2 separate regions of the Homo sapiens genome follow, and region 2 is linked to region 1. A link is a loop called in an ENCODE intact Hi-C map of the cell type or tissue named here. Cell type or tissue: K562. All regions are shown on one strand. Each heading gives the region's core, and the rest is flanking DNA. Links, peaks and the distances in the headings are about the cores only.

Region 1 (16,074 bases), core at 4,630-9,629:
CTACAACTGAGATGGGTTCCTTGATTTCAATGGGATGACTGGATCTTGAGGTCACAGAAGCCAAATGACAGCCACTTAACCACAAGAGGGGATCACTTACCATAAATAGCATGAGGGTCATACTAGTAATCAGAATATCCGGGACTTTGGGGATCTCTGGAGCAGGCTAACTGTTCATATTGTCCTCAGGAAGGAAAAGGATGATTATCATGCCGCAATAGTGCCTGATCTATGTAAGTGGTGGAACGGGAGGGAAGACTAAATGTAGTAGTCAAGTCCCAACATAAGTTTTCATAATAGAGAACTATACTGTCTAACCCACTTTTCAGACCTGAGTCACTTAATAGACTTAGAGCCTTTGATTAAAATGGAAGCAAGGGAGTTATTTCATTCTTTTTTTTTTTTAATTATACTTTAAGTTTTAGGGTACATGTGCACAATGTGCAGGTTAGTTACATATGTATACATGTGACATGCTGGTGCACTGCACCCACTAACTCGTCATCTAGCATTAGGTATATCTCCCAATGCTATCCCTCCCCCCTCACCCCACCCCACAACAGTCCCCAGAGTGTGATGTTCCCCTTCCTGTGTCCATGTGTTCTCATTGTTCAATTCCCACCTATGAGTGAGAACATGCGGTGTTTGGTTTTTTGTTCTTACGATAGTTTACTGAGAATGATGATTTCCAATTTCATCCATGTCCCTACAAAGGACATGAACTCATCATTTTTATGGCTGCATAGTATTCCATGGTGTATATGTGCCACATTTTCTTAACCAGTCTATCATTGATGGACATTTGGGTTGGTTCCAAGTCTTTGCTATTGTGAATAGTGCTGCAATAAACATACATGTGCATGTGTCTTTATAGCAGCATGATTTATAGTCCTTTGGGTATATACCCAGTAATGGGATGGCTGGGTCAAATGGTATTTCTAGTTCTAGATCCCTGAGGAATCGCCACACTGACTTCCACAATGGTTGAACTAGTTTACAGTCCCACCAACAGTGTAAAAGTGTTCCTATTTCTCCACATCCTCTCCAGCACCTGTTGTTTCCTGACTTCTTAATGATTGCCATTCTAACTGGTGTGAGATGATATCTCGTCGTGGTTTTGATTTACATTTCTCTGATGGCCAGTGATGGTGAGCATTTTTTCATGAGTTTTTTGGCTGCATAAATGTCTTCTTTTGAGAAGTGTCTGTTCATGTCCTTTGCCCACTTTTTGATGGGGTTGTTTGTTTTTTTCTTATAAATTTGTTTGAGTTCATTGTAGATTCTGGATATTAGCCCTTTGTCAGATGAGTAGGCTGCAAAAAATTTTTCCCATTTTGTGGGTTGCCTGTTCACTCTGATGGTAGTTTCTTTTGCTGTGCAGAAGCTCTTTAGTTTAATTAGATCCCATTTGTCAATTTTGGCTTTTGTTGCCATTGCTTTTGGTGTTTTAGACATGAAGTCCTTGCCCATGCCTATGTCCTGAATGGTCATGCCTAGGTTTTCTTCTAGGGTTTTTATGGTTTTAGGTCTAACGTTTAAGTCTTGAATCCATCTTGAATTGATTTTTGTATAAGGTGTAAGGAAGGGATCCAGTTTCAGCTTTCTACATATGGCTAGCCAGTTTTCCCAGCACCATTTATTAAATAGGGAATCCTTTCCCCATTGCTTGTTTTTCTCAGGTTTTAAAAGAATCTGTCCAGGACTTCTAATTTTAGCTATCCTATAATAAGAGCTTAGAAATCTGGTTTTCCTTACAACTAGAAAAAACTGGTCAAATGAAAACCAATTTTTCTTAGATTTATCAGAGCACTGATGTCACTGGACACACTAATACCCCTGAATCTGAAGAAACAGGCAAATACAGAGAGTTACAGCTGAGACCACCTTACTCGAAGCTAAAGCTTCCAGAGGCAAAGCTAGCAAAAACACTTAAGTGGCAGTTTTACTGGAGGTTGAATGTAGACCAGCTTGAGACTGAAAGACTCCTGGGAGCCTAGTCTTAGCAGGGTCCTGACACATGCATAGACATTACTTCCAGGATCCCCAACCAGATTCTCATTGTAACGATCTGAGAAAAATACTCTTGTGTTTCTGGCAGGATGAGAGACACAGTCACCATTTCAAAATGTGTCCAGCACGTTTTCCATAACAAAGACCTAACCTCCAAGGGAATGAACTGTACCAGAGCCTTTTCCTACCTGGGGAAACTGTGATTAGGCAGCTCCCATCCATCTCAGCATCCTGAATTAGATAACAGGAAACAAATAAAGGATAAGAATGAATTCTGAAGGTTACAGTCCAGGAGCTCAGCCCACTAAAGAACTTAAACGTAATCATAAAATTATGGAACACTTCCTCTCCTCCACAAATTACCACCACATCTACAGGGGTCCACGGCCAGGACAGTGGGTGACAACTTAAAGAGCTGCCAGCTCACATTCCATTTAAGAAGGAGTTATTTAGGGAACCATAAAGGAAGAGAGGAGAAATAAACAAGGACTATTGAGGAAAGACACTTTTTCTGGCACCGAAAACTACAGCAAATGTTAAACACATATCTGTTTCTAGCCGGATAACAAAAAGCTTCATACTAAAGGCCTATTTACATCACTTCCAATTACCTTATATATCTTGTGTGGTTTTCAACAGAAAAGTACAAGAAATGTTAAAAGGCAGGAAAAAAACACAGCCTAAAGAGAAAAAGCAATCATCAGACCCAGAATCTGATATGACACAGAATGGAATTATCAGCCATGGAATATAAATAACTGTGATTAATATGTTAAGGGCTCTAATAGAAACATGCAGATGAACATCATGCAAGAACAGATGTGTAATGTAATCACAGACATGAAACTCTAAAAAAGAATCAAAGCAATGCTGGAAATCAAAAGCACTGGAAAAGAAATGAATAAATTATTTGATAGGCTCATCAGTAAACTGGATATGGCCAAGAAAAGAATCTGAAGTTCAACATAACTCAATTAAAACTTCCTAAACTAATATGAAAATTTTATTTTAAAAAAAGAAAAGAATATGCCAGAACAGTGGGACAATTACTAAAGGTATAATTGTGTGTAATGGGAATATCAGAAGGAGAAACAAAAGAGAAAGGAACAGAATAAATATTTGAAGTAGTCGTGACTGAGAATTTTCTAAAATTAAACGAAGACACCAAACCACTGAACCAGGAGCGCAGAGAAACAGGTTAAACTCATAGAAACAGGATAAACATCAGGAATTCTGCAGAGAGTTATGCCATATTTAAACTATAGAAAGCCAAAGACAGTGAGATAATCTTGAAAGAAGACAGAAAAAAAAAATACACACTTTATCAATCGAGGAATAAGGATAAGAATTTCATTAGACTTCACATCAGAAACCATGTAAAAAGAAAAAACTATTTAAAGCATTGAAATATAAACAAAACACTAAGCTAGAAATCTATGTCTAGCAAAATTATCCTTCAAAATCAGAAGAATCAAGACATCTTCACACAAAGAAAAATTAAGGACAAAAGTTACCAGCAGACATGTTCCATAAGAAAAATTAAAATAATTCTTTGGAGAAATTGAAAATGATATAGGTCAGAATTCTAATCTACCTAAAATGAAAGGGCATAAGAGAAGGAATAAAGGTAAAATAAAATATTTTATTTTCCTTATTTTTGGTTTAAATAAAGGCTAACATTTTCTTTAAGTTAATAATAATAATAATGTACTGGATGTGACAGTCATGTTATAAGGAACTAAAGAGAGGACTTGGGAATACTCTTAAAAGGTATACTGCATGGGGAGCAGTATAGTGCTATTTGAAATTGGACTTAAATTAGTTGTAAATATATATTGCAAACTCCGGGTAACTACTAGCCAAAAATAAAATATAACTGTTATGCTAAGAAAGGAGAGAGAATTATAGGAAGTGCTCAATTAAAACCAGAAAAGTCAGAAAAAAGAGTGGGAGATTCAAAACAAATAACAAGTGAAATTAATCTGAAACAGTTACAAACATGAAGGATATTAATACAGTATATATCAATGATCTCTTTATATGTGAATGGTACAAATACACCAATTAAAAGACAGTGACAGAGTGCATTTCAAAAAGTAAGATGCAAAACCCACTCTATGTTGGCTATAAGAAATCCATAAATACAAAGAAATGTTGCAAACAAAGGGGCAAAAATGATATACCATGCTAATATAATTGAAAAAATGGTGAAATAGCCATATTACCATTTTAGACAAAAAAGGTTTTAAAACAAGGAAAATTACTAAAAGTAAAGAGGTATATCACATAACAATAAGGAGGTCAATTTTCCATGAGACATAACAATCCCTAACATGTATTCATAAAACAATGGCATGTCAATAATGTGAGGGATAAGTGAATATATCTGGGAAGATAAATATTTAAATTCCCTATTAGAGTTGGCAACTTCAACTCAACTGTATTGTTAATGGACAGATCATGCAATAAGAAAATAAGTGAAGATATAGCTGAAGGCCAGGGGCGGTGGCTCACGTCTGTAATCCCAGCACTTTGGGAGGCTGAGGCGGGTGGATCACCTGAGGTCAAAAGTTTGAGACCAGCCTGGCCAACATGGTGAGACCTTGTCTCTACTAAAAATACAAAAATTAACCAGGTGTAGTGGTGGGTGCCTGTAATCCCAGCTACTCAGGGGGCTGAGGCAGGAGAATCGCTTGAACCCAGAAGTGGAGGTTGCGGTGAGCTGAGATCATGCCACTACACTCTAGCCTGGGTGACAGAGTGAGACTCCGTCTCAAAAAAAAAAAAAAAAAAGATATAGCTGAAGGAAATATCACCATCAATCTGCTTGATCTAATTGATACTTATAGAATACCTCATCCATTCAACACCATTGACAGCACACACTCACGCACACACACACATGCACACACAGGAAACCATGAAAACCTTAGGTGTAAATCTAAAAAGTATGTACAAATCTATTTGTAGAAAACTGTAAAACACTGATGAAATAATTTAAACTATCAAAACAATGTGATATTTCATATTCACAGGTAGGAAGACTCAATATTACTCAAATGTGAATATGTACATTTAAACATAATGCATAGATTCACTAAGGTGCCAATCAAATTAAAATAACAAGGGATTATTTCAAACCTTTTAAATAGGCAAATATTTAAACATCTAATAATACCAGGTGTGGATGAGTAGTGGGAATTCTTAAGTGCTATTCGTAGAAATGTATCGTGGAATGACAATTTAGAGAACAATTTGACAATATTCAATGAAGTTAAAGCTGTATTCAACTTATGACTCACTAATTCCACTGCTAGGCATCTACCCCCAAATAATTCTCAAATATAAAGTAAAAAAAGCAAAACAAACCAGGGAGCCAAGAAAGATGAAGGCACAAGGCCCTGGAAATAATGCAACTAATTGAAGAATACGATATAAAAAATTACATCTCTTCTACCAACTTAGAAAAAAACATGGCAGTTCCAAGCCATTGCTAGAAAATTGTAAGAAAATTAAAAAGCAGTAACAAGAAATCAACTATGAAACCATGAAAAAGGTACACTGCTAAGCAAAAGAAGTCTGAAAGGCTACATAGCACACGACTGCAATTAAATGACATTCTGGAAAAGGCAAAACTGTCGAGAAAAGAAAAAGATCAGTGGTTACCAAAGAGTTTTGGGGATTGAGAAGAAATGAACGGGTTAACCACAGGGGGTTTCAGGTGGTAAAATGGTTCTGTACGTTGTTTTAACAGTGAATACATGACATTATACATTTGTCAGATGCTTTGGAACTTCACAGCATAAAAAGTGAATATTTGTGTGTGTGTGTGTGTGTACACTATATATAGTTACTTTTTTCCAAAGTATACTGAGTAGAATAAGAAAAAAAGGGACACTTTGCACTGAAGCTTGATAAAAGCACCTCAGTCCAGTGATAAAGGACACTATTGTTAAATTATCTTGACGTATGTACCCTAGGTATGAGTGGTGAAATGGCACTTTATTTCTGTGAACTTCCTCCCATATTGTCAGTCTAGTCATGAAAAAACATCAAAAAATAAAAACAAAAACAAAAATCAACAGAGGCAACACAGTGGCATTCTATAATACCCCTAACCAGTACTGCCTTAAATTGCTGGTGTCATAAAATACAAGGAAATCTAAGAAACTAAGTTAAAGACACATGACAATTAAATGTACTGTGGTATCTTGGATGTGATAGTGGAACAGAAAAAAGATATTGGGGATAAAACTAAGGAAATTTGAGTGTGCACTGTGGCTCATGCCTGTAATACCAGCACTTTCGTAGGCTGAGGCTGGTGGATAACTGAAGGTCAGGAGTTTAAGACCAATCTGGCCAACATGGTGAAACCCCATCTCTACTAAAAATACAAAAATTAGTCAGGTGTGGTGGCACATGCCTGAAATCCCAGCTGTTCAGTAGGCAGAGGTAGGAGAATTGCTTGAACCCTAAAGACGGAGGTTGCAGTGAGCCAACATCACACCACTGCACTCCAGCCTGGGTGACAGAGTGAGACTCCATCTCAAAAAAAAAAAAAAAAAAATGCCAAAACTAAAAAAGAAGGAAATTTGAACTCCAAACTCTAGTTAATAATAATGTTTCCATATTGGCTTATTAGCTATAACAAGTTAACCAGATCAGTTAAGATGTTAATAGGGGAAATTGTGCGAGGTATATGAGAATTCTAAAGTGTAATTTTTCTGTAAATTTAAAACTTCAAAAGCAGTTTATTAAAATTTAAAAGGGAAGCCAGGTCCATACAAAGAAAGACCTGACAGCCTTGCCACAGCATAGATCATGAATCTTCCTTTAAGGAACTAGGGCCCATTTACTAGAGTGAATGCGCAATGGGAAGAAAGATATCAAGACCTTTCAAAGATTAGTAGATGCTGGCTCTGAACTGACACTAATTCCTGAATGTCAAAAATGCCAGTGTGGTTCACTAGGCAAAGTGTGTACTTTTGGTGTCAGGTGATAGACGGAGTCTGAGTCAAAATTCAACTCACGTGGGGCCAGGTAGGGACTCACTCTGTGGTTATTTCCTCATTTCCTGAATGTATCATTGAAGTTATATTAATTGGAATATTCGGCAATTTTCAGAATATCCACATTGACTCTCTGACCCATGGAGAAATGGCCAATATGGTGGAAATGATGAAGTAGAAACCCCTGGAATTTCCCCACTTTAGCAATGTCAGAAACCAGAAACACAATTTCATTCCTGCAGAACTACAGAAATTAGTATCATTCCTAATTATGTATTAGTGCCATCACTAATCATATATAGGAAATGCTCAATGATTTGGATGAAATGACCAAGAGGTGATATGTGAAACTTCTCAAAATTGTAAGATGCTGGGGTTCAGTGGACAGCAAACCCTACAAAAGATGGGAAAAGTGCTGAAAGGTACTAACATGGAACTTGATGGGTTCAGAGATAGACTTGGAACAAATGCATTGTAAAGGTACAAACCACAAAATGTGACTGGAGAGATTTTTTCAGGGATTAATTAGCCTTTACCTAAATGCATATTTGAAATAGCTGATATGCGTGAAAAGAGTGTACTGCGGTTTTCTTTCCTTAGGGGTTATCTGCTAAGCCCACTCTTATCCAGTTTTAATTGTCCCTGTTAAATGGGAAATTTTGGAGTTGCATGAACCTTCCTTGCTAGTAAAGACTAAGCAGTATAGTATTCCCAAAGGCAGCAAAAGATTACCGCTTTAAGAAAACGGCTGAGGTAAGAGTCTGGATTCCCACTATTCTTGTTCAGCATTTTGATCTGACCAGTATATAAGGCAGACAATTCCTAGAGTTTAACAATGGGATGTGAAGAACTAACCAAGGTGGTCCCTCCAATTGCTATGCTTATGTCTGATGTGATGAGAACCATACAAAAACGCTACAGGCCCAGGAGGCTGGTGTGCCATTATAGACTGGGCTAATGCCTTCTTCTCCCATTCCCTTTCACTCAGAAAGTGAATACTCAAGCAACAAAATTGAAAAAAAAAAAATGGTAAAGTTCATATCTGATAGAAATGTTATACAGATTTTATAAAGAAATATTACAACTCAATAATAAAAGAGAAAGCAAGCCAATAGAGAGTGGGAAGCACACTGAAAGAAACACCTTCCAAATGAAGATATATGGATGTGCATAGAAAAGTTCTAAACATCATTTGTCATACGAAAATATAAATTAAAGTCCCAGTGAAATACAATGACACACACAGCGAAATGGCTATAGTTAAAACAAACAATATTAAATATTACAGAAGATGTGGAATAATTGGAGGGCTCATATATTGCTGCTTGAATTTCAAAAGTGTTTAAACCCTTTGGAAAAAAATTGTGGCCATTTCTTGAATAATTGCAAGTACAGCAATATACAATTCAACAATTTCCACTCCTACATATTTCCTCATAGATAAATTAAAACATATATGTATATTCACATGTATTAGTTTGGTAAAGCTGCCATAACAATGTATCACAGACTGCATGGTCTAAATAACAGAAGTGTATTTACTCACAGTTCTGTGGGATAGAAGTCCAGGACCCAGGTGTCAGCAGGGTTGGTTTCTTCTGAGGCCTCTTTCCTTAGCTTGTACAGTGTCATCTTCTCCTTGTGTCTTCAAGCGATCTTTCCTCTGAGTGTGCCTAGGTCCTCATCTCCTCTTTGTAAGGATACCGGTCATACTGAATTAGAGCCCACCTCAAGGACCTCATTTTGTTAGTGGTGGAAGAGACCGGAGTTACCAGGAGTTACCAGTAGCAAATCCGCACAGGTCGGCCGCAACTTTAAATCTTGCCTCCTCAGAAGAAACAACTAGACTGAGGGGCATAAAGCAGAACAAGAGACCTAGGCACATTTTAGAGCAGGAGTGGAAGTTTACTTAAAAGGCCTTAGAACAGGAAAGAAAGGAAAGTTCACTTAGAAGAGATCCAAGAGGGCTCATGAAGATTAAAGAAGGTAAAAAGCCCCGTTTAACCGTGATGCTATGACCTTTATAGCCTCTTTCCCTTGATTGGATTCTTGCAGTGGCGTGATCTCGGGGCTCACTGCAAGCTCCGCCTCCCGGGCTCACGCCATTCTCCTGCCTCAGCCTCCGGCGTAGCTGGGACTACAGGCGCCCGCCAACACACCCGGCTAATTTTTTTGTGTGTGTTTTTTTTTTAGTAGAGACGGGGTTTCACCGTGTTAACCAGGATGGTCTCTATCTCCTGACCTCGTGATCCGCCCGCCTCGGCCTCACAAAGTGCTGGGATTACAGGCATGAGCCACCGCGCCCGGCCAGAGCCCTTCTTACCCTTGGGAAGTGAGCTCATGTAGTGTGTTCAGTAAATTGTACGCATGCTTATCTGAGGCTTTCTTCCTTTTTCAGGTAGAGGATACGCCGAAGATCACACTCCGCTATTTTTGTCTGTTAATGTGCACGCCCAGGAAATTTCTTCTCCATGAGGTCTGCCTCTAATTAACAGTTTTTAACGTTAACAGGTGTGGACCATCACTGAATGGCCTCTCCCTAGCACCGGCTGCCAATGTATCACTTTTAGAGAGGCAATGCAACAATTACTGAACCATCACTCAAGACTTCTAGTGGGTGGCGGGGAGAGCCCTCTCCTGCCCGCTCACGCCTAACTACCTGTAACAATTTAACCTTACTTGATTAAAGACATTATCTTCAAATACAGTCACATCCCGAGATACTGAGGATCAGTTCTTCCCCATGTGAATTATAGGAGAATTCAAGCCATAGCAACACATACTAGACTTATGTAAAAAAGTTCATACAGACTTTTTTTTTTTTTTTTTTTTGAGATGGAGTCTCACTCTGTCACCAAGGCTGGAGTGCAATGGCATGATCTCAGGTCACTGCAACCTCAGCCTCCCGGGTTCGAACGATTCTTCTGCCTCAGCCTCCCCAGTAGCTGAGGCTACAGGCGCCCATCACCACGCCCGGCTAATTTTTGTATTTTTAGTAGAGACGGGGTTTCACTGCGTTGGCCAGGCTGGTCTCGAACTCCTGACTGCGGGTGATCTGCCTGCCTCAGCCTCCCAAAGTGCTGGGATTACAGGTGTGAGCCACCGCACCCAGCTGACTTTATTCTTAACCCAAGCTGGAAATGACCCAGTGTCCATCCAGGGGAGCAAACTGTGGAATATTCACACTACAGATGAGTACTCAGCAACAATGAGAAATAGATGACAGATTCTTTCAATGACGTGAAAGCACTTCATGGACGATGTCCTAGACAAAGAATTCAGACAAGAATATATAATGAATAATTCACACTTATGAAGATATAAAATAGGAAAAAATTACCTATGATTTAGAAAAAATCAGAAAAGCAGTTTCTTTTCAAGGAAATTACTGGCAAGAGGCATGAAAATATTCTCTGGGTTGGTCAAATACTGTATATCTGAAATAAGTGGTGGTTTATAAGGTTCACGCATTTGTCAAACCAGTAAAATTATTACATTTGCATATTTAATATCAATATTTTCTAAAACTTTTTCATTTTTTTTCTGGGGGGTTGGGGGGTCAGAGTCTCCCTCTGTCACCCAGGCTGGAGTGCAGTGGTACGATCTGGGCTCACTGCATCTCCGCCTCCCAGGTTCAAACAATTCTCCTGCCTCAGCCTCTTGAATAGCTGGGACTACAGGTGTGCACTACCACGCCCAGCTAATTTTTGTATTTTTAGTAGAGACGGGGTTTCACCATTTTGGCCAGGCTGGTCTCGAACTCCTGACTTTGTGATCTGCCTGCCTTGGCCTCCCAAAGTGCTGAGATTACAGGCATGAGCCACCACGCCTGGCCTTTTCTAAAATATTTTAAACATGCATCCATTATCCCATGCTAGAACTAATGCTTGGTTTTATCTATGCTGAGAAAACAGACTATGAGTCCAATCATCTTTGTAAATCATCACGGTAAACAAATACAAGGGAAACTATAGACCAGACAAGGACTATTGGCCTTTATTACAGATGCAAAGCTATGAAGTTAAAATGCACTTTTATTCATGATGATGTAAGAGAGAAGAAAATATCCTTGATGTGCTTCAGGTAAAATTTGGATCTATCTAAAAATTTTAAATTGATGATTTACTCAATAGCAAATTTAAAAGCACAAAATTCTCTGTACCTGAGTTGAAAATTTTGTGCTGACTGCATACACAAATGAAGACTCAAGAATGCAATCAAGTTATAGAATTATATAATTATAGAACTAAAAATAACTATCTGTTTATAGACATCACAATTGTGGCAATGCATTCCAAATTTTCATTACTTCTATTTATTTTTATAACATTGATATTATGGCCACCAATAATGAAAAAGTATGATATGTACATGCTATGGGCTACTCAACAATAAAAAAATAAGCTTCAAATACAAGCAATAACATGAAAGTAGCTCACAGACATTATCTGAACACAAAAAGTGCATACTATAAAGGAGCATGTAGGTTACAGAGATTAACATATAGGATTTATTTTAGTATACAATCCCTTTTCCTTTTCCATAATTTATGTAGTCAGATGAAGAAATATTGATCATAATGGAGAGAGATAAAATAGCATTACAGCTGGTAAAACAAGAACAAAAAATTTACAAAAATGACTAACAAATAAATGGCTGATTAACATGATTTTCATGTTTAACCTCACAAACTAAAAACCCAAAGGAAGCCAAGTGTAACCTCCACCTTTCACCTGCCATATTAGTAAGATATATATTTTTCTATACTCAAGGTCAAATAGTACATTTCTGAATAAATCTTAAGCAATATACTTAAAAAATTCTAAGTATATTTAAAATTTGAGCAAGCAATTTTGCTGCTGAGAATGTATTCTATAATTTTACTGAAGTTGTGAATAAATATGCACAAAAAGTGTTATGACAGTATTATTTTTATGGTAGAGAATAAAACAGATAAAATGTTTAATAATAACAAAATACTAAATAAATTATTCTGTATTCAGTTGATAGAATAACATGCACTGTTTATTAACAATCATTTTACTATATTAAAATGTTTGGAGTATGGTAGTAAGTGAAAAAAACATAAAACTAACGAAGTTCTTATTTAACCTCATATATTTCTGAGACCCAAATTGGCATAAATTGTTTTTATTTATTTTTATTTTATTTATTTTTCAGGAATTGGTGATATTTTTATTGGTGATCAGAAAATAATAAAAAAGTATTAAGAAACAAGCCAATATTTAAACATTATAGAAAACTGCATTATTATTCACTAGAATTATATAAGCAACAGGGAGATTATGCTAGTCATTCATACATCAATGCCGAGCACACACTAGGTACACAGAGCTAGTTATGATGCTGATGCTAGATGATGCAACTTATGGAAACAGAGTGAAATGAATAATCCACGTGTATCTGCCTCTTGTACAAGCATGAATGCCATAGAGCCTTGCTGAAAAATTAAGCCCAAGGTAATTTATAGATTGAATGCCATCCCCATCAAGCTACCAATGACTTTCTTCACAGAATTGGAAAAAACTACTTTAAAGTTCATATGGAACCAAAAAAGAGCCCCCATTGCCAAGTCAATCCTAAGCCAAAAGAACAAAGCTGGAGGCATCACACTACCTGACTTCAAACTATACTACAAGGCTACAGTAACCAAAACAGCATGGTACTGGTACCAAAACAGAGATATAGATCAATGGAACAGAACAGAGCCCTCAGAAATAATGCCACAGATCTACAACTATCTGATCTTTGACAAACCTGAGAAAATAAGCAACGGGGAAAGCATTCCCTATTTAATAAATGGTGCTGGGAAAACTGGCTAGCCATATGTAGAAAGCTGAAACTGGATCCCTTCCTTACATCTTATACAAAAATTAATTCAAGATGGATTCATGACTTAAATGTTAGACCTAAAACCATAAAAACCCTAGAAGAAAACCTAGGCATTACCATTCAGGACATAGGCATGGGCAAGGACTTCATGTCTGAAACACCAAAAGCAATGGCAACAAAAGCCAAAATTGACAAATGGGATCTAATTAAACTAAAGAGCTTCTGCACAGCAAAAGAAACTACCATCAGAGTGAACAGGCAACCTACAAAATGGGAGAAAATTTTAGCAACCTACTCATCTGACAAAGGGCTAATATCGAGAATCTACAATGAACTCAAACAAATTTACAAGAAAAAAACAAACAACCCCATCAAAAAGTGGGCAAAGGACATGAACAGACACTTCTCAAAAGAAGACATTTATGCAGCCATAAATTGTTTTTAATAATAAAATTTGAGGCATGAGCTCAACTAGATGAAAATAAATATGCTCAAAAAGACTATATGAAAAATGATATGTGATATATCACTTTTAATTTTTCTCTTCACTATCTGTTTTTTATTTAAAAAAATCACCAAACTATACAAGTGAATTATTCAACCTTAAAACTATAATTAACTCATTTAGAGACAATGTTTTTAAGTCAATGAATAAGGAATTATTGCACTCATCACTTGATTAGTCTTAAAAACACAAGAAATTACTGGACTATTAATTATTTTTTAGAACAGAAACTCATTATTTTAATAAAGATATATATTTCAGAAAACAATAGTTACGAGATTACATAATTATAGGAAAATGATAAGGGTAGTAATAGCAATAATTAGCTCCAGTATTTCTAATGGCACTTATTTTCTCTGACCCTTGTTATATACTGTGAGGGGCCTGATATTTGACCTGATCTGCAAGCCTGCCACAGTTTTATGAATGCTTGTGAATGATATGAAGACCCTTGGTCAGAGACAAAAGACTTTTTACCCATCTTTGCAGTTTCCCCTGTGATACAGAGCAGTCTAGGTGAATGCTGCACGTGCACTGTGTTTGCAACACAGCAGAGGAGCCCTAAGCTTGAAAACTCCAAGTTTTTATAATGGGCTGTAAGAAAACTTGTTTGACCTTTGCTTAGAGGGGACATGATCTTTACTATACTGAATAGTAAACAAACCTAACCTCTGCTCCAAAGAAAAATCCTCTTGTTTAAAGATGTTTGCTATACACATATCTTTAAAAAGATGGTCTGGAACAAAAAAAAGCTAGTGCCTCTGCTCACAAGACATGCAGAAATATGAGAGACCCATTAACTGTCTCCCAACAAGCCTCAGTTTCCTTAGGTATAAAACTCAATAATAAATGTGTGATAGTATCTGTTCTTTGACTCAAGTAAGATAGTGAACGCATCCTAAACTGTCAAAGTGATATATAAAATAATTCAACATTCAGACTTTGTTTAAAAAAAGGATAAAAACCTAAGTAGGCTCTCCCAATCAATTACATAATGTGAATTTAAACTGTACATAAGTAGTTTAAAAATAAGGCTAGGAAATTTGGCTTTATAAAAATTTCGATTGCAATGGGAACACTAGAGGAACTATATTAATATTGGGAAGAAATCTAGGAAGATAAAAATATTGTAAGAGTTGCTTCTAAGATGCACTCTGAATAAGATCATATTAACATGTTTTGCAAATCTGTTGTGAATATTTCCCACAATTCTGTATTATGCAACTCAAAATAAATGTGTCTATAAAAAAAAGACACCCGCTTTTAGGCCAATGTAAACTGAAACAAAGAATATGTGAAAAATGTGAGTTCAACAAGCTTTATTGTTTCGAGACACATATTTAACATCCCAAAGGAATGCATTAGCAAATATGTAAGTTGTTTTTTACTCACACTATTTCTAATGCATACCCCTTCCCTAATCTGTCTACTCACCCCTCCCAACAAGAACATGAACTAAAAATCAACACAAAAAGAAACTCTTCCAACCAGAAAAGTTACTGCTATAGGAGAAAAATCCAAAATACAATTCTATTATCAACATCCAGAATATGGGAGAAAAAAAAGTTTTCATGTATGAAAACCTGAGAATGAAGGAGAGTTTAAATTTCAGACTTACAAAGTTTAAACAAGGTGAAAAACTATAATAAACTCTGATTATGATATTCATTTATTTTAGTTTGTAAGACTCAGATATGAGTATTCAGGGTGTTTTTTAACAGTTTTTTCTCTGAGAAATTAATTCCTCTGTGAGCAATGCATTCTTACAAGAATTCTCTAATAGATCAAGAGTGTACTAAAGATTCTAAGAAAGAAATTTCTTGTAAGTGTTTCATCAGTGAAAAATTGGACTGGTAACTGGGAAATCCAATACAAGGAAAAGGATGAGGACTAATCTGGTCAGACAGATGACCCTATTTTTTATTTTGGAAAACAATATTTTGGTTATAAGAAATATTGAGACATGAAAAAAGAAATTCTGTATTATTATGGTTCACACAAAATAGACTGGCAGTGTATTGATATAATTAATAGACTGTGTAAGAGAACCAATCTAATATACATTGATAAAATCAATAGCTATAACAGCGAAAATATGCTGGACATTTCTTGAGCTTACCTTAAGAGGACAGAAGATTGTTACTTTTACACAATGTTTTAAAAAGCCTGTTATTTCATCATTCTTTTAAGCAATTACAAGAGTATTATACAGCCAAAATAATTGCTTCAGATATGATTTGATAAGATCATAGCTGCACTTGCTGTATGCAAGTTATTGAAAGAAAATATCCCAATATAGTCAACTCCCCAAGAATATAATTGACATAGCAGCTGTCATAACTGAGCCAGCTTAAAAGCAAAAAAAGACAAAGGCTAAAGAAACTTACTACCTGCCCTCTTTCTTGCCCATGGCTACCCAAAGCCTGTAATTACTTAAAGGGAAGGAACGAAAAGCTAAAAATGTCTGTAGGGCAAGGCCTATGTGATTTAATATTGTTTATCCCTTTTGTTAAGAAAAAAGCTTAACATGATAAATACAACATTTTGTTCTATATTAAAATGCTCTTCAACGTTTACTTCAAGTGGAGCAAAGGAATGATGGAGATCTTGGTTCTTTTATTTCCAAATTATTGTTAAATACTGTGTGTACCACTTCTCGGGGGAAATCCTATGAAACAACAAGGGAAGAGGGAAAAT
Region 2 (16,074 bases), core at 4,962-9,961, 110 kb before region 1:
GTAAGGGAATAGAAAAAAAATCTCTGTATGGTAATCCAGATAATTCCCCTAGATCTTGTCCAAGACCATGAAGATGGTACCTGCATGAATCTGCAAGAACCACAATATTACTAGGCTTGGGTGGCCCCAAAAGTGAATACAGGTTAAATCACAAAAACCAAGTTCTGGAAAGCTTTCCCAAGAATGATGGCTACAAATAAGCCCAGACAGTGAAGACTGCAATAATTACCTAACTCTTCAATGTCCACACATCAAAGATCTACTAACATCAACACCATCCAGGAAAATATGACCTCATCAAATAAACTAAATAAAACATCAGGGACCAATCCTGGAGAAACAGATATTATAAGACCTTTTGACAGAGAATTTAATATAGCTGTGTTAGAAAAGCACAAAAATTTTAAGAAAACACAAAGAAGAAATTCAGAACTTTGTCAGATAAATTTAACAAAGAGATTGATATAATTTAAAAGAATCAAGCAGAAATTCTGGAGCTGAAAAATGAAATTGGTGTCCTGGAGAATGCATCAGAGTCCTTTAATAGCAGAACTGACCAAGCAGAAGAATTAGTCAGCTTAGAGACAGGCTATTTGAAAACACAGTCAGAGGAGACAAAAGACAAAGGAATACAAAATAATGAAGCATGCCTACAGGATCTAGGAAATAGCCTCAAAATTGCAAATCTAAGAGTTATTGGCCTTAATCAGGAAGTTGAGAAGGAAATATGGGTAGACAGTTTATTCAAAACTTCCCAAACCTAGGGAAAGATATTAATATTCAAGTACAAGAAGGGAATAGAACACAGATTTCACCCAAAGAAAATTGCCTGGAGGCATTTAATATTCATACTCTCAAAGGTTAAGGATAAGGAAAGATCCTACAAGCAGTAAGAGAAAAGAAACAAATAACATAAAATGGAGCATCAATATGCCTGGAAGCAGACTTTTCACTGGGAAACTTACAATGCAGCAGAGAGTGGCATGACATATATAAAACGCTGAAAGAAAAAACTTTTACCCTAGAAGAGTACATCTGGCAAAAATATCCACCAAACATAAAGGTGAAATAAAGACTTTGTGAGACAAACAAAAGTTGAGGTAGTTCATCAATACCAGACCTTTCCTAAAGAAATGCTAAAGGGAGTGTTTCAATCAGAAAGAAAAGAACATTAATGAGCAATAAATAATCACCTGAAGGTACATAGTAAGTACACAGAAAAATACAGAATATAATATCATTGTAACTGTGGTATGTAAACTACCCTTATCATAAGTAGAAATACTAAACTACGAACCGATCAAAAACAATAACTACAACAACTTTTTAAGACATAGTACAATAAGATAAAAATAGAAACAACAAAAAGTTAAAAAGTGGGTGGACAAAGTTAAGATGTAGAGTTTTTATTACGTTTCCTTTTCCTTATTTGTTTTCCTGTTTATGCAAATAGTGTTAAGTTGTTGTCAGGTTAAAATAATGGGTTATAAGATAGTATTTGCAAGCCTCATTATAACCTCAAACCAAAAAACATACAATGGATGCACAAAAATAAAAAGCAAGAAACTTAATCATATCACTGGAAAAAATTAACTTCATAGAAAAATACAGGAAGGAAAGAAGAAAGAGAAAACCATAAAACAAATAACAAAATAGCAGAAGTTCTTACTTATCAATAATAACATTGAATGTAAATGAACTAAACTCTCCAATCAAAAGACTTAGACTAGATAAATGGATGAAAAAACAAGACCCATTGATCCGGTGCTTACAAGAAACACACTTAATCTGTAAAGACTCACACAGTGAAATTTTTTTTAAATGAAAAAAGATATTCCATGTGAATGGAAACTGAAAAAAAGCAGGAGTAGCTATACTTATATTAGACGAAATAGATTTCAAGACAAAAACTATAAGGAGAGAAAAAATGTTACTATATAAAGGTAAAGGGGTCAATTCAGTGAGAGGATATAACAATTTTAAATATATCTGCACTGAACACTGAAGTATCCAGATATATAAAGTAAATATCATTAGAGCGTAAGAGAGAGATAGGCCCCAATGCAATAACAATTGGAGACTTCATGACCCATTTACAGCATTGGACAAATTTTCCAGATAGAAGATCAACAAAAAAAATCAGACTTAATCTGCACTATAGACCAAATGAATCTAATAAGTACTTACAGACCATTTCATCAATTGGATGCAGAATAAACATTATTCTCCTATCCTTAGCACATGGATTATTCTCAAGGATAGACTATAATTTAGATCACAAAACAAGTCTTAAAACATTCAAAAAATTGAAATATCAAGCATCTTCTCTGATCACAATGAAATAAAAACAGAAATTTAACAAGAGGAATTTTGGAAATTATACAAAAGCATGGAAATTCAACAATATGCTTCTGAATGACCAGTCAGTCCCCGAAGAAACTGATAAGGAAATTGAAAAATTCTTTGAAACATATCATATTGGAAATACAAGATACCAAATCCTATGGAATACAACAAAAGCAGCACTAAGAGGGAATTTTATTGCTAAAAGTGCCTACATCAAGTAAGAGGAAAAACTTCTAATGAACAATCTAATAATGAATCTTAAAGAACTATAAGAGCAAATGCAAACTGTACCCACAGTTACTAGAAAAAATAAAATAAAATCAGAACAGAAAAATGAAATAAAAAGATACAAAAGATTGATGAAATAAAAAGTTGTCTTTTTGAAAAGTTAAACAAAATTGACAATCCATTAGCAAGACTAAAAAAAAAAAAGGAGAGAAGATCCAAATGAATAAAATTAGAAATAATAAAGAAGACATTACCGCTGATACTACAGATATTTAAAGGCTCATTAGCAGCTAACAAGAGCCAGTATATGCCAATAAATTGGATAATCTAGAAGAAATGGAAAAAGTCCTAGCCACATACAACCTACCAAGATTGAACCAGGAAGAAATCCAAAGCCTGAACAAACCAATAACAAGAAATGAGATAGAAGCCGTAATAAAATATCTCCCAGTAAAGAAAATCCTAAGACCTGATGGCTTCACTGCTGAGTTATACCAAACATAAAAGAAGAACTAATATCAATCCTACTGAAGCTATTAAAAGAAAAATAGAGGAGTAGGGTATACTTCCAAACTCATTCTACAAGGCCAGTATTAACCTGACACCTAAACCAAAGACATGTCAAAAAAAAAATAAGTAATTAAATAAATAAATAAAACTATAGGCCAAAAACTCTGTTGAAGGTAGATGCAAAAATCCTCACAAAATACTAGCAAATAGAATTCAACAATACATTAGAGAGATCATTCATTATGGACAAGTGGGATTTATCCCTGGGATGCAAGGATAGCCTAACATATGCAAATCAATTAATGTGGTACACCATTTTCAAATCAATTAATGTGATACATCATATCAACAGAATGAAAGATAAAAAGCATAAGATTATTTCAATTGATGCTGAAAAAGTATTTGATGAAATTCAACATTCCATCATGATAAAAACCCTGAAAAAACTGGGGATAGAAGAAACACACCTCAACACAATAAAAACCATATATGATGAACCCACAGCTTGTATAATACCTAATGGGGAAAAGATGAAAGACTTTCTTCTGAGATCTGGAACATGAAAAGGATGCCCACTGTCACCAGTGCTATTCAACATACTGGAAGTTTTAGCAAGCACACAAGATAAAGCACACAAGAGAAAATATAAAGGATATCCAAATTGGAAAGGAAGAAGTCAAATTACCCCTGTATGCAGATGATATAATTTAATATTTGGAAAAGCCTAAAGACTCCACTAATAAACGATTAGAACTGATTTAAAAATTCAGTAAATTTTCAGGATACAAGATCAGCATACAAAAATCAGTAGCACTTCCATATGCCAACAGTGAACAATCTGAAAAGGAAATAAAAGGTAAACCCATTTACAATAGCCACTGATAAAATTAAATACCTGGGAATTAACCAAATAAGTGAGAGATCCCTATAATGAAAACTACAAAACACTGATGAAAGAAACTGTAGAGGACACACACATAAACACATACACACACACATACAAGGAAGGATATTCCATGCTAATGGGATGGAGGAATCAATATTGTTAAAATGTTCATACTACCCAAAACAATCTACAGATTCAATATAATCACTGTGTAAATATCAATGACATTCTTCAGAGAAACAGAAAAAAATCCCTACAATTTACATGAAACCACAAAAGACCCAGAATAGCCAAACCTATCCCAAGCAAAAAGAACAAAACTGGATTAATCAAATTATCTGACTTCAAATTACACTACAGAGCTATAGTAACCAAAACAGCATGGTGGTGGCATAAAAAGAGACACATAGACCAATTGAACAGAATAGAGAACCCAAAAACAAATCCACATCTACAGTGAACTTTTAACAAAGGTGGCAAGAACACACACTGGAGAAAACATAGTCTCTTCAATAAGCAGTGCTAGGAAAACTGCATATCCATATGAAGAAGAATGAAGCTAGACCCCTGTCTGTCACCATATACAAAAATCAAATCAAAACGGATTCTGAAGTAATGAATAAATCTAAGACCTCAAATTATGAAAGCACTACAAGAAAACACTGAGGAAATCTCCAGGACATTGGTGTGGTCAAAAATTTCTTGAACAGCACTCCACAAGCCCAGGCAACCAAAGCAAAACTGGAAAAATGGGATCACATCAAATTAAAAAGCTTCTGCACAGCAAAGGATACAATCAACAAAGCAAAGAGATAATCCACAGAATGGGAGAAAATATTTGCAAACTACCCACTTGACAAGAAGTAATAAACAGAAATATGTAAGGAGCTCAAACAAACCTCTAGGATAAAAATCTAATAATCTGATCAAAAAATGGGCAAAAGTCTGCATAGCCATTTCTCAAAAGAAGACATACAAATGGCAAACAGACACATGAAATGGTGCTCATCATCATTTATCATCAGAGAAGTGCAAATCAAAACTACCAGGAGATATCATCTCACCTTAGTAAAAATGACCTATATCCAAAAGACAGGCAATAACAAATGCTAGTGATAATGTGGAGAAAAGAGAACCTTTGTACGTGGTTGGTAGGAATGTAAATTAGTCCAACCACTGTGGAGAAAAGTTTGGAGGGTCCTCAAAAAACTAAAAACAGAGCTACCATATGATCCAGTAATCCCATTGCTGGGTATATACCCCAAATAAAGGAAATGCATATGTTAAAGAGATATCTGCATGTCTATGTTTGTTGCAGCACTGTTTACAATAGCTAAGATTTGGAAGCAAAGTAAGTGCCCATCAACAGATAAATGGATAAAGAAAATGTGGGACATATGTACAATGGAGTACTACTGAGTCATAAAAAAGAGAGATTCAGTCATTTTCAAGGATAGAACTGGATTATGATGTTGTTGTGAAATAAGTGAAATAAGACAGGCATAGAAAACAACACACATGCTTCCCTTATTTGTGGGATCTAAACATCAAAACAATTGAACTAATGAACATAGAGAGCAGAAGGATGGTTACCAGAAGCTAGGAAGGATAGTGGAGCTGGGTGTGGAGGTGAAGATGGTTAATGGGTACAAAAAAATAGTTATAAAGAATGAATAAGACCTACTATTTAATAGCACATATGGGTGTGTATAGTCAATAATAACTTAATTGTACATTTTTAAATAACTTAGAGTGGTAATTGGGTTGTTTGTACCTCAAAGGATAAATGCTTCAGGGGATGCATATCCCATTCGCCATGATGTGCTTATTTCACTTTGCATGCTTGTATCAAAACATCTCATATACCTCATGAATATATATACCTACTATGTAGCCACAAAATTTTTAAAAATCATATGGTAAGCGATAAAATGGAAAACGTGGAAACTCTAAACACATTACTAAATAAAATAATAATGAAGTTCAAATTATGTTGAGTGGAGCCAGACTAGATAAAAGATATTCCTAAGTTATAGCACAGGAATACCCCTGCTATTTGTGAGCAGCTCTGTATTACAGAATTTTAACCTAAGCCTTATATATAATTAAAAATTTTCTGGCAATAATATTATGAAAGGAAAAATAAACTGATAAAATTAATTTAATTAAACACTTTAACCCAATATTTATAAAAGATTACCATATTGATATGCTATGTAAAAATTGAGATAATTTACATTTTTATATTGTCATTGAAATCTATTATGTAATTTATACTTACAGCGTACTGCAATACAGAATAGCCACAATTTCAGAGCTCAATAGAATACATTTCTAGTGGCTACCTCATAGGATAGGACAGCTCTACAGAAGCGTTTCTCAAACCTTAATATGCCTACAAATTCCACTGGGTTCTTGACAAATTAAATATTCTGATTTGGAGGTCAGATGAGGCCTGGTATTCTGAATTTTAAATAAACTCAAAGTGATGCTGATGTTTCTAATATTTTAGTCACTGTTGAGTAGCAAGTGATGCTGATGTTTCTAATACTTTAGTCACTGTTGAGTAGCAAGTCTGTTGAAGACACATTAGGATGCAGTAGAAGAATTTTCAAATTAGCATGTTCATATTAGCAAGAAAATAAATGAAATAATCCAATGTGCATCATCAGTAGAATAGATGGCATTATATAATGCAATTCGAGTTAACAACGAAAATAAGGTTTTCTTGGCAAGCATGGATGCAACTCGGAATATAATTTTCTGCAATAACAAGTTAAAGTAAATCATACACTGTATAGAAATATTTTTGTTCACAATAAAATTAAAAATAAATTCAAGGAAGGTATTATCTATTACCTATGTTCACAGAGACATTATTCATAATAGCCAAAATGTAGAAGCAACCCAAGTTTTCATTGATAGATGAATGGGTAAACAAAATCGGGTATATTCATGAAATAGAATATGATTCAGCTTTAAAAAGGAAGAACATTTTGATCTGTAGTATAACATGGATATAAACCTTGAAAATCCTATACTAAGTGAAATAAGCCAGTCTTAAAAACAAAAATACTGTATAATTCTATTTATATGAGGTGTTAGAGTAATCAAATTTATAAAAAACAAAAAATTAAATGGTAGTTACCAGGGGCTGAGGAGAGGGGAAACTGCGTAAAGAATTTGCTTTGCATGACAAGAAGAGTTTTGGAGTTTGGTTGCACAACAATCTGAATGTCCATAACATTACTGAATTGTATACTTAAAAATAGTTTAGATGGTAAATTTAATGCTATTTTCAATTTGCCACAATTAAAACAAACAAACAAAAAAACTAAAAAAAACTTTTAAAATCAAGGAAATTATTAGCATTAAATTAAGAACAGTAATGACCTTCAGTAGGGAGTTGGGGAAGGTCTTCCACAGGTAAAGGCATCTATGAATCTTTACTATTAATAATAACCAATATTCTCTTTACTTTCATCATGTTTCATGGTCTCTTGTTGTACCAGGGATAAACTTCCTCTATTTGTCAAGCAGTAGCTACTTGATTTTGCCTGTGGTTAGTGTTGGCTGCAGATGAGCCTGAGCTCAGGGGTGCAGGCTACCTTGAAGGGTTCATGGCTTATTGGCTAGAAATACATATCCCAAGGATTTAGTAGTACTACTGCTGATGCTGCTGTTCCTGCAGCTGCTGCTACTACTACTATCAAACAACGATAAAAGCACTCATACTGCTAAATGTAATGTAGGGGGTACTGTGTGAGGCAAAAGCTTCAAGCTCATTCTCTTATCTCTCCAGTGCACACAGCCTATCCTCTTGCGGTTATTAGGATCCTTAGAATCCTGACAGGCCGGAGAATTACGGAGAATGCTGAAAGTTACTGCAATGTGGAGAGGCTTAACTTTTGTAAGTTTTTGTGAAACCATACTTCCTTTGGGAAGTAAGAGTTTGAGGTTCTACCTTTTCTACTCTCAGAAGTTGGAATATCAGGTCAATAGAGTCATCTAAATTTTTGTAAGACAGGCCATTCGTGTTCATTACATTTCCCAAGAAACTCCATAGAGCTCATGACTTAAGAAGTCTTGATGCTAATAAGAACCACCTCCTCAGTGTTGTTTTCAAACTTAGATCAGATAATGCCTGTGAAGATAGCTAGCACAGAAGCTATCTTGCAGTAGGTACCCATCTGAAATGAATTTATAAAATCCAATTACTAAAACCTCGTATGTTATCTATGGGAAACAAAACCGAGTTATTGGCATGAAATCCTTTGTTTATAACCCTCACAAAATCCCATAGCATGGCCAGGCATTTCTTGCATCTATAGAAGGAAGAAGCTGCAGGTAGAGGATAAGTGGTTCAGGCAGCTCATTATAAAAATTAAACAAAAAATCAAAGCTTCTAATTCTGCTAACTTTAGCAAGCTTGTAGTTTTATTAAGTGACGAAAAACACACAAGTGGAATGAAAAGCCCTGATAAGCTAAAATAATTCATTTAAGGAAGAATCATTCAAGGCGCCTTTTTATTATTTAAAAAAAAAGGTGAAAACGACATGCCTTAGATTTCTCAGAATCTTTATATTCTACAACCATTAGATGTGGTTTGCAACTGAAGATAATTTAACTATGAAATTTTATTGACGAGTCACCCTTCTCTGCTGGGAACTGTATAAGAAACAGTCTAATGTAGCTGTTATAAGATCAGTATCTGGAGAAAGACTCCCCAGGTGGTTTGACCCCTGTTCTGTATTCTATCAGCATGTGACATGAGGCAAGCTACTTCACCTCTCTGATCTTCAGTCCCTCATCTGTAAGATGATAATGGCGATAAGACTACATTCTGAAGAGGGCAGTTGTGAGACCAAAAAAACTGCCAGAGTAAAGCCCGTGGAATGTGTTCTATAAATTTCCCTATTCCTATTTTCCAGTGGGTAGAAGCATTCTGCCAACACTGTAAAAAGCACTTCAAATTAGAGCTGAAATCTTGCAGTTTCCATAACGTCTATAGTTCATCAAATCACTTCAGTTGAGGTTATTAATCTATTTTGATTGATTGACAGTTGCACACTAGTCATTTGATTTATAATTTGAACCAAGTTATTGAATTTATAATTTGGACAGGGCTCTAAATGCATTTTTGATTTATGTGTGTCCCCCATGCAGTTACAACAAATCATTGGTGGTTGAGCAACATTTACTCTAAGACACATATATTTAAATTTTAAATTAAATTGGATTTTAAAGGGCAAAGAAATTTAGATTTCTTCATGTAAAGATCAATGCTGCAAATAACTGCAAAAGAAGCAATATGATCAAGCAAGAAAAGCTATACCACTTAACATCCAGAAAAACCCAAATTCTGTTTATAATTTTGCCTCTGACTAAGCTGCATTACAGGCTTTCAGAGTTATGTGAAAACACAGTGAACTTCTAGTTCAACATTTTTACTTTAAATATAAGAGTACTAGAGTGCTCAAGGTCATAGCATAGTTAGTGGCTAAGTTGGAAATTTCATCAAACTTCCCTGATTCCCATTTAGTCATCTTTCCATGGTATCACACAATTATTCTATGACTCAGTTGCTTTTTCTGAAAAAATATAGGGAGAATAATATAAGCTCTGCCTATATATGCAGATTTTTTAAAAAAGAACATGAGCAAAACACTTGAAAGAACATTAAAATATAAAAGTACTGTACAAGTTCCTACATAGACCTAAACTTTGGTTCCTTAGGCAAGGGAAGGTGTGGAGTCAGACACACCCGCTCATTAAGGAGCTCCTATTAGAGAAACACCACTACTCACCTACTTTCAGTTTTAATTCCTATACAACTCCATGGCATTTTCTAATTCTCAGATGACAAAACTGAAGTTTCTGAAGGGAACTGTCAACCCAGGACTTCAAACACTCAAGGCCTCTTCTTGTGTCACTTTGCTGCACTGCTGCTGGGTCTCTTAAATAGGATCGATCAGGATTATTAATGAGAAGTTGTAAATTCAATATTTTCTGGCAAAGCAAAAACACCTGCCTCTTTAAGATTTGACCCTAATTGTAAAATGGTTTTCTTCTTGCTGCAGTATTAGGTGTCATATTAATCTTTCTTTCTGACCTCATTCTAGCAAATAGTCTTAGAGAAAAAAATAAATAATGTTCCTGTAAATTGATTTATATAAACTCTAGAGATATAGTACTAGCCAACGATACCAGGCCATGTCTGGGCCCCGTCAGTAGATCAAAGGTGTCTGTGTCTTATTATTTGTCATCATACTAAGTTCAGAATGATTCCTGAAATGTCCACTTTCCTAATGTCATGCCTTCAATCAAGTATAAACTTTGTCATCTACTGATCTGGTGCCAAATATAATGCAATGACTTATTTCAATGGCCATGATAAAACATATCCAAGATATTCAAACTTGACATGGTACAAAGATGAGCAATCATGAAAAGGAGAATATGCCTTTAGATATCTAAGTACTTAAATGAACTCAGCAAAAATGCTATCTCTCAGAGCATCATAGGTTCTTTTCCGTACAAGCTACATGATGAAAGCATAATGACTTGGTTTCCCTCTTAAACTCCCCTAAGATTGTTAACAAATTGAAACTTCATCCAGCACAGCAAATATTCAAAGCAGATGTATGATTGGGTCCATATTTCCCCAAACTACTTCAATCATTTCCTTCTCAATGGAAATCAATGCACTTTAGAGTAAGAGGTCCTTATCATCTTCCATTCAGTTGAAGACATGCTTATTGAATGCCTGCTGCTGTGGACAAAATGTGTCCTCTCAAAATTTATACTTTGGAACCCTAATCCTCAAGGTAATGGCATTGAGGGAGGAGGGTTGGGAGGTAATTAAGTCATGAAAGTCAAGCCCTCATGAATGAGATTAGTACCCTTATAAGAAGAGAAACAAAAGAGATGACCTCTCTCTCTCTCTCTGTCAAGTGAGAATACAGCAAGAAGATGGCCCTTTGCAAACCAGGAAAATGGTTTTTATTAGGAACCAAATCCTGGACTTCAAAGCCCCCAGAACTGTAAAAAAACAGATTAAGTCATCTGGTCAACTGTATTTTGTTATAGCAGCCAAACCATATTAAGACACCCGCTGTTTGACCAGCACTCAAAAAAAGGTGTGGCATAGTCTTTGATCTTAAAAACAACAACAACAATAGTATTTTAATGACGGAGACAAAAAGAATGTAACATTGTTTAAAAATAAAGTACAAGGCGTGGTGTTTCACGCCTGTAATCCCAGCACTTTGGGAGGCCAAGGCAGGTGGATAACAAGGTCAAGAGATTGAGATCATCCTGGCCAACATGGTGAAACCCCGTCTCTACTAAAAATACAAAAATTAGCTGGATGTGGTGGCACACACCTGTGGTCCCAGCTACTCAAGAGGCTGAGGCAGGAGAATCGCTTAAACCTGGGAGGCGGAGGTTCCAGTGAGCCGAGATCGCACCACTGCCCTCTAGCCTCGCTACAGAGTGAGACTCCGTTTCAAAAAAAAAAAGTACAAATTATAATCATGTGTTTAAGTAATTGTTACAGATAAGTTCAGTAGGAGGGTAACTGCAAAAGATATTAAAAAGTATAGGAAAGCATCCAAGAGATAAGATTTGTACCAGAGGTTGACAGGCTAATCAGATGAGAAGAGAGAAGATATTGCAGACACAGAAGAAACCTGGGAAAAGTGATGAAAATATACAATATACATGGTTAATTCTCAAGGCATTTGGAGTGTGACATTAATTTTGAGACTTATTGAGAATGAAACTGAAGAGGAACATGCAATCAGTAAAGAAGGAGCCTGAAAGTGAAGGTGAGAAATTTGGACTTTATCACAAGAGAAATAGAAAGCAATGGAAGATTTAAGAGCAGACAATAAGGGAATGGTATGAAAAGTTTCAGACATATATACATACATATGCCAGATGAGAATGGCTTTTGAGAAACTAGAAGCAGGAGTGTATGTACAAAAGTCTGTGTTGACTAAGCAAAGGAGAAAAAGGAGGAAAGTGATGGAAAAGTAAAGGAAGAAAAACACAAAACAGGTAACTTTGGAGAAGCCTGATGAAATGATTTATCGGTTGGGTCACCAAGTGTGGCAAATATAAAGAGAGAAGATTCAATTAAATTTGAATTAAAAATAACCAATATATTTTAAGTATGACTCATATCTGCATAATTCACAAAATTTCATTAATTTTTTATGTAAAATTAAGATTTATGTGCACATCCAGTATTTTATCTGGCAACCCTATCTGAGACATTTCCATGTGCCACTGATAACCTTACGTTATGGACACACTCAAAGAATAACTGGTTTGGTAATACAGAGAAGTATGAATTCATAACATTTATCTAATGCCAGAAGTACAGATTATGTGTAAGTGAAATTATGTATACAAATAATAATATTATATATTAAGACAAACTGACATTACAGCATTTGAAACATTAATCTAGGTAGAATTAATGGAATTTAAAAAATCCTCTTGACAAGCAGATGTTCTGAGAGAAAGAATGAAAATTGTAGATCTTTAAGGAGAATATGCAATTACCTAAAACTCATACTTTCAAACTTATAATAAAACAGATTCCGCTATTTTGAAATGAAGATAAAAACTAGAAGGAACAGTGCCCATGGAGAAATTGCTCTGTTCTAATAATGCCAACGTGACTGAACTTTAGGGCAGGCCAAGGAAAAAAGTAAAAATAACTTGTTATATACATTTCCATATTTTTAAAGAGGGAATTATGATTACAGAGAGTTATTAGGAAAATAAGCGTGTGAAACTTCATTAGACTCTAAAAGTGCTCATAGAAGCAAAACAAAACAAAACAAAAATCCCAAACCCAAACAATATTTTATCAAAGAATTTATGTCGAAAGAAAATGACTTACATATATATATATATAAAATATTATATAGATTCTATATAACTTATAGAAAATTGAGGGACAAAATTAAAATACAACATCTGGAATGTATGGAATGGAATAAAGATGCTTTGGTGTGTAATGAACCTGGTGAACTTTTTGCAGGGGTTTGGATGTCAATGATTAAAAGACTGGCCTGTACTTGTTTAAGGTCAACATCTGTATTTTGTTTTTCGCCTCCAGCATAACCAAATTCTACTCACTCAGAGCATATCTCCTATCATCATACAGACTTTCTAGATTGTTCTAACCACCACTGATTTCTTCCTTCTTCAAAAATCTGTATAGCTTATTTTACTCATTTTTTTCTCATAATGATATACAGTCTTTTTTTCTTTTGTTATATCTCCTTTTTTTCAGCTTTAGGAACAAATGGATTATGATTTTGTTTTTTGTGTGTAGTTCTAAACAAATAATAATCAATACATGCTAAATAAATTCAGGTGAAAGATATAATAGAACACCTCATAAAACCTTGAATACTGCACTTTCTACTGAGGGATTAAACACAAAGTTTATCTGTCTACTAGCTTGAAACATAGAGGCTTGATCTGACAGCATGTCTATACAGGCTCCCTCTAGTACAAAGAGAACTGTGAGTTCACGAGGACATGCTCCACCTAGTAAAGAGCAATGGGTATTAGACTGCTTGAGATAGCCCTCCTTCCTGTGTGTTTGTTAAGGCGGTTTTTGAAATCCAGGATGACCACCATATATGACTATCAAATAAAAGATGATTTCATTTTAAGAGTAGTCAGTTATTTAATATCCATCTCTATTATAGAAGGAAACCACAGATCAGTGATAGCAATCAGAGCCTTACATGAAATAAAATATTTGAGCTGAAAGAGCCCAGTCATTTCTTTTCATCACTAATCTTCAGAACCATCTGGAACAGATAAAAATTACAGATTTCCAGGATCTGCTCATCACAATGTATTTTTTCATCTATTGTATCTACCTAGATTAATGTTGCAACTTTCTTAATCTCATTTTTATCTCAATATGTAGTATTTATTATTTGTATACAGTATTTTTTTTTTTTTTGAGAGAGAGAGTCTCTCTCTGTTGCCCAGGCTGGAGTGCAGTGGTGCGGTCTCAGCTCACTGAAACCTCCGCCTCCCGGGTTCAAGTGATTCTCCTGCCTCAGCCTCCCCAGCAGCTGGGACTACAGGTGCATGCCACCACGCCCGGCTAATTTTTTGTATTTTTAGTAGAGACGGGATTTCACCGTGTTAGCCAGGATGGTCTCGTTCTTCTGACCTTGTGATCCACCCACCTCGGCCTCCCAAACTGCTGAGATTACAGGTCTGAGCCCCTGCGCTCAGCCTGTATACAGTATTTTTAACTTAAACACAGTTCATATTTTTGACATCAAATATTATGAACTCACTTTTTTTTTTTGTGGCACCAAACCAATTGTGGTATGGACAGGAGACAGAAATTCTGGGTAGAAGAGGGTGGTTCCCCAGCAAAAGCCCCACCCCAAGCCTGGAAACCCACAGCTCTAAATGGGAACAGGAATTCCTGTCTTCTTGCCCAAATGTTGCCTTTTGGCCTACCACTCCTCCCCCATCCTGTACCCATATAAACCCCAAACCCCAGGCTCCATGAGCAGATGGGAAGATGAACAGAAAAGCAGAAGTGCAGCAGAGAAGGAGAGAGGAGAAGGAACATCCGAACATCCAGAGGAGTTTGGCTGGGGAGGGTTGAAGAGAAGATCAGCTGCTGGATGGCCAAACTCCAAGGGAAGATCATCTTCCCACTCCATCCCCTTTCTAGCTCACCATCCATCCCGCTGAAAGCCACCTCCACCACTCAATAAAACCTCTGTATTCACCATCCTTTAAGTCTGTGCATGACCTGATTTTTCCTGGATGCCAGACAAGAGCTGGGGATAAAGAAAGCTGTCACACTGGCCCTCTGCCCTTGCAAAAAGGCAGAGGGCCCACTGAGCTGTTTAGCACTTAAACCACCCACAGATGGCGAATCTAAAAGAGAGCACTGTAACTCGTGCCTACTTGGGCTTCAGGAGTCACAGGCAACCCTAGATGCTACCATGGGGCCAGAGCCCAGAAGCACTGGACCCGGCTACTGCACCTGCCTGTCTGCATGCTCCCACTGCTATAAGCAGCAGTGGGGCCAAGCTACACTACTGTTGCACATCCTGGGAGGGGGACCAGGGAACTCTCCTATTTCAATTGCACCTTGACTGTTGCTGTTTTGTAAGGCAATCATTGGAACAAGGAAATTTCCCAGGTAGGGTGGCCAGAGTCATGAATTGTGGGGAGGAATCTAGGAATCTTAACTTAAAAGATAAAACCTCAAGATGATTCTGTTCAACTGTCTTTGGGAATTACAAATGTAGTCTATTGTTATGTTTCAAGATTTAAAGAAATTGAGGTCTCAGAAAGTCAAAAGAGGTTTCTGAGTGTCACAAAGCATTTTATTGTTAAAGCTGAGAGTAAGAGCTCAGCTCTTCAATTTCCGTACAGTGGCACTTTTGTGTCTACATTTCTTCTGGAGTCATTTCCCCTGACAAATAAACCCTGTCCATTTTACTAACCAAGTTTCCCTTTACATAAGCATGCCTGGAAGTTAATTTGAGAAAACCATGGCAATCTGCCCCCTGGAAGCAATATTTTTGAAAACAGAGAAATTCAAAGGCTTGCTGAAAATCAGGCATCAAAGTCATTTAAGGGTGAGATGAATATTAAATTCTTTCAACCACTTTATATGAAAGAAATGGGCAAGATCTTCTTGTCACGGTATGAGATCAAAATCCCTTAGTCTCAACTAAAAAGTTCACTTTTTAAATCTAAAGGTGCTTATAATACACTGGAATATATTTTATTAAGTAACTCCTTGATTAATTCCAGAATGTAATAGCACCCTACTATTAAAAAAATCCACAACAGCAGGGTTCATTATTCTCACCTAACAGAAAAGGAAATTCAAGTGCAGAGATGGGTAGCACAATTAGTGACCGGACATCTGAGAGCAAAGTTTATCTTTGAGTCTTGATGTTTCTCATATCTTACATATTACCAAACATAAATCCTTTCTTCTTTGAAAAAGAAGTGATAAAACTCATATATGTTTATTCTTCAAAGATGAAAGAATATACATGCAAATGAATAAAAAATCCACTTT

What was found. A loop is a pair of places that touch in the nucleus more often than their neighbours do. Peaks named below come from ENCODE experiments on the same cell type or tissue, not always from the same donor. Only the 100,000 strongest peaks of a DNase experiment are listed, where the experiment ranks them.
Region 2: it touches region 1 in a loop (5-fold over the local background); 1 of 110 quality-filtered maps calls a loop at or near these places.

What each region holds. Positions count from the first base shown.
Region 1 is chr7:145,777,925-145,793,998 of GRCh38, reverse strand. LOC124901765 (a long non-coding RNA gene) reads left to right here. Exons shown (of 3, transcript XR_007060575.1): 2 at 9,418-9,495; 3 at 12,201-12,346. Among named protein-coding and RNA genes, the nearest start is that of CNTNAP2, 330 kb to the left of the region's middle. In K562, for the core only: no CTCF peak of the experiment used is centred there; a DNase peak (open chromatin) is centred at 9,023; H3K4me3 peaks cover 4,957 bases.
Region 2 is chr7:145,885,792-145,901,865 of GRCh38, reverse strand. No RefSeq gene overlaps it. Among named protein-coding and RNA genes, the nearest start is that of CNTNAP2, 220 kb to the left of the region's middle. In K562, for the core only: no CTCF peak of the experiment used is centred there; a DNase peak (open chromatin) is centred at 7,745.